Linked DNA regions of Homo sapiens: region 1 is linked to region 2. A link is an interaction called in ENCODE POLR2A ChIA-PET data of the cell type or tissue named here. Cell type or tissue: A673. All regions are shown on one strand. Links, peaks and the distances in the headings refer to the core of each region. The heading gives the core; the rest is flanking DNA.

Region 1 (4,398 bases), core at 80-4,079, 56 kb before region 2:
TTCAGCTCACTGCAACCTCAGCCTCCTATGTTCATGCAATTCTCCTGCCTCAGCCTCCCAAGTAGCTGGAACTACAGGCATGGCCCACCACACCGGGCTAGTTTTCTGGGATTTTTTTTGTTTTGTTTTTGTTTTTTTTTTTTTTCGAGATGGAGTCTCATTCTATCACCCAGGGAGGAGTGCAGTGGCACGATCTTGGCTCACTGCCACCTCCGCCTCCCGAATTCAAGCGATTCTCCTGCCTCAGCCTCCCGAGTAGCTGGGATTACAGGCACCTACCACCATGCCTGGCTAATTTTTGTGTTTTTAGTAGAGACAGGGTTTCACCATGTTGGCCCGACTGGTCTCGAACTCCTGACCTCAGGTGATCCACCTGCCTCTGCCTCCTGAAGTGCTGGGATTACAGGCGTGAGCCACTGCACCAGGCCAATTTTCTGTATTTTTAGTAGAGAGGATTTCGCCATGTTGGCCAGGCTGGTCTTGAATTCCTGGCCTCAAGTGATTTGCCTGCCTCTGCCTCCCAAAGTGCTGGGATTATAGGTATGAGCCACCACACCTGGCCAGAAATATATTTGATTATACATTATAACTTATGTATGTGTGTGTGTGTGTGTGTGTGTGTGTGTGTGTGTGTGTGTGTGTGTACACAAAGCTTAGGAAACTAATTTGTAGAAAGAGCATTTGAGTCTTAGTTGGTATAAGAGTTGGCTGGTACTCAGGAGCCACTGCAAAGCCACTTGCCTGCTTATTTATGGTAAAGGTACTGCTGACTCTGGCTTACATAATGAAGGGAGGGAAACAGGAAGACCATAAGGTAAGCAGAAACATTCCTTCTAAGGGAGGTTGAATATTTGTCTGTTCACCTTAATGTCATTTACTTCCATGGTAATCTCCAATTTAGTCTTAATGTTAGAGTCTTTCAAGAGGAAAAAGGGATCCTGGGATATTTCTATTTGGGACAATGCTACTCAAGTACAGAATGGAAAAGCTTGGAGAAAATGGTAGCAAAAAGTCTCTGCTAACAATCCCTCTTATTACACAGCACGATTTCTTTCCAAAATGCCCTTGGTTCAGCTCTAATGAAATACAACGTAATAGAGTTTTGTTACCTTAGAGTATAATCTACATGCCTCTTTGACACTTAACTTTCTTGATTCAATAAAGGAGAAAAAAAAGTTCCAATTTAAGGAAAATCGATTAATGCATTAAGTTCTCTAAGGTACTATTCTTTAGCACTGTGAAGCACTAGCTTACAAAATAACATCATAGGAATCAAAAAGCTCTAACCAGGTAGTACTTGGAGCATATATTCTGAAATTAGGGAAAAGTTTGTATGTTTGTCTTTCTTAATCTCCTTTCTAAACCCATGTAAAGTGATTTGGGAAGTGGAAAATGGCACACATATTTTCTTGGTATGTCATATAAATATTGTCCTATCAAGCTCTTACAATATGCCAGGTATTGTGCAAGGTCTCCTTATGTACATTATCTTATTAATCCTTACAACAACTTTCAAAGATTAGTATTTTGTCTATTTTTTTTAGTTGGGGAAACAACGTTCACAAAAAGATTGAGCAACTGTCTCAAATCACACAGCTGTCAAATTAAAACTAATCCACATCCAGGATTGTCGGAATTTAAAGTCCTTGCATTTTACTGTCACACTACACATATCAATTAACCTTTTATCTGACCCAAGGCTTTGTCTTCAGAAATACCCCATTAGCATAAAATTCATGCATCCCACAACAAGACTCCACAAGAACTAGACATCAGAGTGGTAAATATTGCCAGTTGGAGAGAAGAGATTAGAAGACCTGGAATTTCAGGTTCAACTGTGAGCAGCATTGAGCTCCTAAGGGAGGTCCAGATGGGAATAGGAAATTTAAAGGCAGACCACTACACACTGTTTTCACAGAAGTAACTACGGCTGGACTGTCAGCAGCAGCTGCTGGTACAGAGAGAAAGGTCAATGGGAGTGGACCTGCCAAGGGGTGGGAGAGGCCAATGTAAACGCAGGAGAGAGGACCTGATTCCAAAGGGAAAACTAGGTCGCAGCGCAGTGCTCTCCCAGGCTCCTTGCCCACTGGAAATGCCTCAGTGAATGTACCTGGACTGTCTGACGGTCAGATGACGCCTCTGAAAACTGAACTAATTAATCCTTTCATGTGATGGGAGAATCTCTTCAGCTTTTCATTTCTTCAGTGTTATGAATAATAAATAATGCTCAAAACACTTAATTAAACGGAAGTGGAAAAACTGGTTTGACTTCAAAACATCCCTGAAAAAAAAAACAAACAAGCAAATGAAAAAGCAACCCAGCAGTTCACAGCCTGGGCAACATGGCAAAATCCCATCTCTAAATTTAAAATATACGCAGACACACACTTATATATAACATAGTATGTATATATTTTTTTCTTTAAATCCCTAATGCACATTAGGCTTTTTGAATTTTAAACTTCTAACATTCTTTCAATTATCAAGTCAATCAACAAACATTTATTTTACTTAGCACTAAATGCTATGTATAAACTGAGAAAATTAGAACTGGATCCATTATATTTTCAATAGTTTCCTGCTATTACGCCATTAACTATTGCTAGATCCTTCTTGGTGATGGTGATGGTTTCTAAGGTCTTTTCTTACATACATCACTCTTCATATTTTCTCAAAAAGATCATTCATTCCCTCAGCTTAAATTATCAACCCTGTGACGATTTAAACATCTATTGTCATCAGTCCGACTTTCACTCATCTCTTTACCCTTATTATTAACATCATTACAGTTATTTTACTTGGTAAATTCTCCAGTTTCTCAAAATAAATATTTCTAAAATGAACTCCTCATCCTTCCTCATATATCTAACCACATCCCTATACTTTCCCTCCTGGAATTTCTGATTTTTGTTAAAGGAACCACTCTCTTCACCCGTTCACTCCACTGCCTCAATTAGAAAGTCCGTTTTCTGTGAGAACAAGATGGTATTTGGCCCGTTTCCCTCCATTACCATTGCTACTCTCTTGGTCTAGGTTTCTGTCCTGTCACACACTCCTTACTCCCTTCCAACCATTCTAAAAACCCAGAATAAGTGTCAAACTCCTCCATGAAGTTTTTTTGATCAGCCGGCCACTGGTGACTCATGCCTATAATCTCAGCACTTTGGGAGGTAGAGGCAGGAGGATCACTTGAGCCTGGTTCAAAACCAGCCTGGGGCCGGGCGCAGTGGCTCATGCCCGAAATCCCAGTACTTTGGGAGGCCAAGGCCAGCAGATCACTTGAGGTCAGGAGTTCGAGACCAGACTGGCCAACATGGTGAAACCCTGCCTCTACTAAAAATACAAATATTAGCTGGGCATGGTGGCATGCACCTGTAATCCCAGCTACTCAGGAGGCTGAGGCAGGAGAATTACTTGAACCCAGGAGGCAGAGGTTGCAGTGAGCCAAGATCATGCCACTGCACTCCAGTCTGGGTGATGGAGCGAGACACTGTGTTAAAAAACAAAATAAAATGAAAAAATACAGCCTGGGTAACAAAGCAAGACCCCATCTCAATAAATAAATACATAAAAGTTTCCTGGCCCCTTCCAACCCTTATTGATTCCTGTCACTCTGGAGTGCCCTCAGCATTCACTCTACCTCACAGCATTTGTTCTTATTTACAACCTATTGGTCTTACCTCCCCAAAAAGACAATAAGCTCCTGAAAACAGGAACTATATTAGTTACTTCTTTTGTACTTCTTCCCACCCAACCCTTCAGCTCTCACAATGCATGGATCAAGCTGAGTACAAAACAGATGCTCAAAAAATACTTGGGCAATGATTAAGACAGATGCTCAAAAAATACTTGGGCAGTAACTTCGGTTACTGATATCAACTGAATTATGTCCCCCCGAGATTTATATATTGAAGCCTTAACCCACAATGTGATTGTATCTGGAGAGAGAATCTTTAGGAGATAATTACAGTTAAATGAGTTCATAGGGTAAGGCCCTAATCTGATAGGACTATGGCTTTATTAAAAAGAGGAAGAGAGGCTGGGCACAGTGGCTCACGCCTGTAATCCCAGCACTTTAGGCAGGCCAAGGCAGGTGGATCACCTGATGTCAGGAGTTTGAGACCAGCTTGGCCAACATGGTGAAACCCTGTCTCTACTAAAAATACAAAAATATTAGCCGGATGTGGTGGCACATGCCTGTAATCCCTGCTACTCAGGAGGCTGGGGCAGGAGAATTGCTTGAACCCAGGAGGCAGAGGTTGCAGTGAGCTGAGATAGTGCCACTGCACTCTAGCCTGGGTGACAGAGTGAGACTCAATCTCAAAAAAAAAAAAAAAAAAAAAAAAAGAGGAAGAAAGAGAAGGAAATCTGGCCTCTCTGTCACGTGAGGACACACCA
Region 2 (4,398 bases), core at 167-4,166:
TTCTCTGTGGGGATCACAAAGTCCTTGGCAATCACTTCCATACCAGACAAGTGAGTATTGTCCTTCTCCTTTTCCAGATGGATAAACAGAGGCAACCCGAGGATAAAGGCCTTGCTCAGTGTCACACATTTCAGTCACTAAATAAGACACAATGGATGCCAGTATTCTCATCCCCTCACAAATAAAGAGCCTTCAAGCTCTTGCAGTCAACAAGAACTTTTGGAATGATTTCACTGCCTGAAAAGGCAGATACATAGGTGACACCCACAAATAGGAAGAAAATCAACCTGAACCTGAGTGTGTGGGCTCACTGACTCTAAGCAGTAGAGACAGAAGAAAAAGTTTTAGCAAAGAAGGGTTCTGAAAGAAAATAAATATAGCTCGTTATCAAGTGCTGTTTTTACACAGTAAAACATGGGCAAAATTACTCTTCTTTAAGTAGTAATTCTTATCTCTTGATTAAGTCACCTACTCATTCATTTAATAAATACATACTGATTGTTTTCTATGTGTTGAGCACTCATCTCTGTATTGGAAATATAATAATGACCAAAGTTGACAATAGTAATAACAATAATAGCTAATATAGCAGGCACTAATAATTATTTGTTGAGTAATATGTCAAAATTCAGTGTGAACAGCATTCTATTTGGGGCTGCATCCACTGACTATAACACAGCTAATCTATCTGAAATGTTCCAGCTTTGGGCCTCTCTAACAGAAGAAGCTGTTGTTGGGCCTGCCTCTAGTTGGCGATGCATCCACCAATGAGAATGAATTTATGATCGACCACTCTTCCTGTAAAGGCCGCTGGAACTGACAGCATTGTGATTTTCTTTTACTGTTAGTTTTAAATTACTAGAACCAACTCAATTACTAGAACGAACTTTACTTCTTTGTTTCCTACTTATCAAAACAGTAAAAACAACAAGTAAAAGAAATGCCATCTTAATATTGTTTTGATGACAAAACAGTATTCCTTTTAGTTGTGCTTCAAATGGAATAAGATGCAAACAGGCTTGGTATGGTGGCTCACCCCTGTAATCCCAGCCCTTTGGGAGGCCAAGGTGGAAGGATTGCTTGAGGCCATGAGTTTGAGACCAGCCTGCGCAACATAGCAAGACCGTGTCTCTACAAAAAATAAAAAATTAGCTGAGTGTAGTGGTGTGTGCTTGTGGTCCCAGCTACTTTTGAGGCTGAGGAGGGAGAATCTCTTGAGCCCAGAAGGTCGAAGTTGCAGTGAGCCGTGATCGTGCCATTGCTCTCCAGCTTGGACAACAAAGCAAGACCCTATGTCAAAAAATAAATAAATAAAAGACATAAACATATCTGAGATTAACTTTCAGTGGTAAATTTGTTCCATATATGATTTTTAAGGTTAAATGCTTTGGAAGCTTTAAAAACCATTTCAGCCCTTTTAAATGCCAACTTACACTGATGATGCTCTCAGATGTTAGGAAATCTTTTGAGCAGAAAATGGAAGTGGGGGTGTTGAGGCAGGGAGGAGAGTGATGCAATATTCCTTAGTGTCATCCTGTGATTTCACAATTTGTTTTTCAATCTGTTTGGACTTTCAAAAGGGAAGACTCTCATATGTCAACAAGCCCATGAACTGAAGCTTAAAACACTGGAAACAACAACTGTAGAGTTTCAAGTATATGTACATTTATGTATTCATGTTCCTTGATGGGAATGCTGGCTGGTGTGAATGTTCAATCTCCTGAGAAATGTAAATTTTTCTCTGACAGATTTATTAGCTTGCTGTATCTGAGCACATGAGCAAAAACAATGCCTAATAAGAAAACTTTCTCTCTCCTTCAAAGTCAAACTTGGGAGAAATGAAGGGAAATCGAGTTTTCTTTGCTTGACAGTGTTCAACATTCTTGTAGTCAGTGTGCTCATGAAGATTGCAAACTTTTTTTTTTTTTTAGAGCAGCTAGGACTACAGGCGCGCACCACCACACCCAGCTAATTTGTGTATTTTTAGTAGAGATGGGGTTTTAACTATGTTGGCCAAGCTTGTCTCAAACTCCTGACCTCAAGTGATCCATTCGACAGCTCTTTCTTTTTTTTTTTTTTTTTTGAGACAAAGTCTCGCTCTGTCACCCAGGCTGGAGTGCAGTGGTATGATCTCAGCTCACTGCAACCTCCGCCTCCTGGGTTCAAGCAATTCTCATGCCTTAGCCTCCCGAATAGCTGGGACTACAGGTGTGTGCCACCACGCCCAGCTAATTTTTGTATTTTTAGTAGAGACAGGGTTTCATCATGTTGTCCAGGCTGGTCTCAAACTCCTGACCTCAAGTGGTCCGCCCGCCTCGGCCTCCCAAAGTGCTGGGATTACAGGTGTGAGCCACCACGCCTGGCCATCTGGCAGTTCTTTATAGCAGTACGAAAATGGACTAATACACCCCATCTCTCCCAAAATAAAAAAAGTAGATAGGTGTGGTGGCACGCACCTGTAGTTTCAGCTGCTCAAGAGGCTGAGGTGGGGGGATAGCTTGATCCGGGCAGGCAGAAGTTGCAGTGAGCTGAGATTGGACCACTGCACTCCAACCTGGGTAACAGAACAACAACCCATCTCAAAAAAAAAAAAAAATAACTGGGGATTAGATTGAAAAGATATAAAAATAAAGCTATTAATCTCTTACAGTCCCAGATATAAAGTATATGCTCTCATGTTATGAAAAGGTCAATATAATTATGAATAAGAAAAAAGATTATTGTTCTTTTATGTTCACCAGTCTGAGCACCTATGATGAGCACCTATGAGAATCTCTGCTGGTACTTACCAGTTAGCCCACTCACTGTCTCCAAGATTCTGTATGTTTTCCACCCTCTGTTGAGAGCATTTCTGGTACAGTGTACATAGTTAAGTAATAATAGTCAAGGAGAAAAGAAAATAAAGTTCTGACGTGGCATTAAGAATAGCAGCAATAAGACCAGGCGTGGTGGCTCATGCCTGTAATCCCAGCATTTTGGGAGGTCGAGGTGGGTGGATTGCCTGAGGTCAGGAGTTCAAGATCAGCCTGGTCAACATGGTGAAACCCCATCTCTACTAAAAATACAAAAATTAGCTGGGTATGGTGGCGCATGCCTGTAGTCCCAGCTACTCAGGAGGCTGAGGCAGGAGAATTGCTTGAACCTGGGAGGCCGAAGTTGCAGTGAGCCAAGATTTTGCCACTGCATTCCAGCCTGGGCAACAGAGTGAGACTCCTTCTCAAAAAAAAAAAAAAAAGAAAAGAAAAGAAAAGAAGAAGAATAGCAGCAATAAAATAGAGGAAATGACTGGCTCTGAGGCAGATTGTTTAAATAAAATATGTGTGGTGGCTCACTCCTGAATCCCAGCACTTTGGGAGGCCAAGGTGGGTAGATCACTTGAGGCCAGGAGTTCAAGACCAGCCTGGCCAACATGGCAAAACCCTGTCTCTGCTAAAAATACAAAAATTATCTGGGCATAGTGGCATGTGCCTATAATCCCAGTTACTCGGGAGGCTGAGGCAGGAGAATCACTTGAACCAGAAAGGTGGAGGTTGCAGTGAGCCGAGATTGTGGCACTACACTCCAGCCTGGGCAACAGAGCAAGACTCTTTCCCAAAAATAAATAAATAGGCTGGGCGTGGTGGTTCACGCCTGTATTGCCAGTACTTTGGGAGGCCAAGGAGGGCAGATCACTTGAGGTCAGGAGTTCAAGAGCAGCCTGAGCAACATGGTGAAACCCTGTCTCTACTAAAAATACAAACTTAGCCAGGCGTGGTGGCACATGCCTGTAGTCCCCCCTACTTGGGAGGCTGAGTCAAGAGAATCACTTGAACTCGGGAGATGGAAGTTACAGTGAGCTGAGATGGCACCACTGCACTCCAGCCTGGGTGACAGAGTAAGACCCTGTCTCTGCTTTTTAAAAAGAAGAAGAAAAGAAAAAAAATGTACTGTATATTTCAAAATAGCTAAAAGAGAGGATTTTAAATATTTTTACCACAAAGAAAATGATAAATATTTGAGGTGATGTATATGCTAATTAACCTGATTTGATCATTCATATATGTGTGTGCGCATATATATATATATATATATATATATATATATATGGAAACAGCACACTTTACTCCATAAATATATACCTGTACAATTATTATTTGGCAATTAAAAATTAAAAAACTGGCCGGGTGTGGTGGCTCAGGCCTCTAATCCCAGCACTTTGGGAGGCCAAGGCAGGCAGATCACAAAGTCAGGAGATCAAGACCATCCTGGCTAACACGGTGAAACACTGTCTCTACTAAAAAATACAAAAAATTAGCCGGGCGTGGTGGTGGGTGCCTGTAGTCCCAGCTACTCGGGAGGCTGAGGCTGGAGAATGGCGTGAACCCGGGAGGCGGAGCTTGCAGTGAGCCGAGATTGTGC

The links. Peaks named below come from ENCODE experiments on the same cell type or tissue, not always from the same donor. Only the 100,000 strongest peaks of a DNase experiment are listed, where the experiment ranks them.
Region 1: POLR2A ChIA-PET joins it to region 2 with 6 read pairs; 13 of 35 experiments call an interaction of 5 or more read pairs at or near these places.

The regions. Positions count from the first base shown.
Region 1 is chr5:91,355,068-91,359,465 of GRCh38, reverse strand. No RefSeq gene overlaps it. Among named protein-coding and RNA genes, the nearest start is that of ARRDC3-AS1, 23 kb to the left of the region's middle. In A673, for the core only: no CTCF peak of the experiment used is centred there; no DNase peak of the experiment used is centred there.
Region 2 is chr5:91,298,841-91,303,238 of GRCh38, reverse strand. It overlaps LUCAT1 (lung cancer associated transcript 1), which reads left to right. Exons shown (of 5, transcript NR_103548.1): 5 at 78-253. Among named protein-coding and RNA genes, the nearest start is that of LUCAT1, 13 kb to the left of the region's middle. In A673, for the core only: a CTCF peak has its summit at 745; no DNase peak of the experiment used is centred there; H3K27ac peaks cover 599 bases.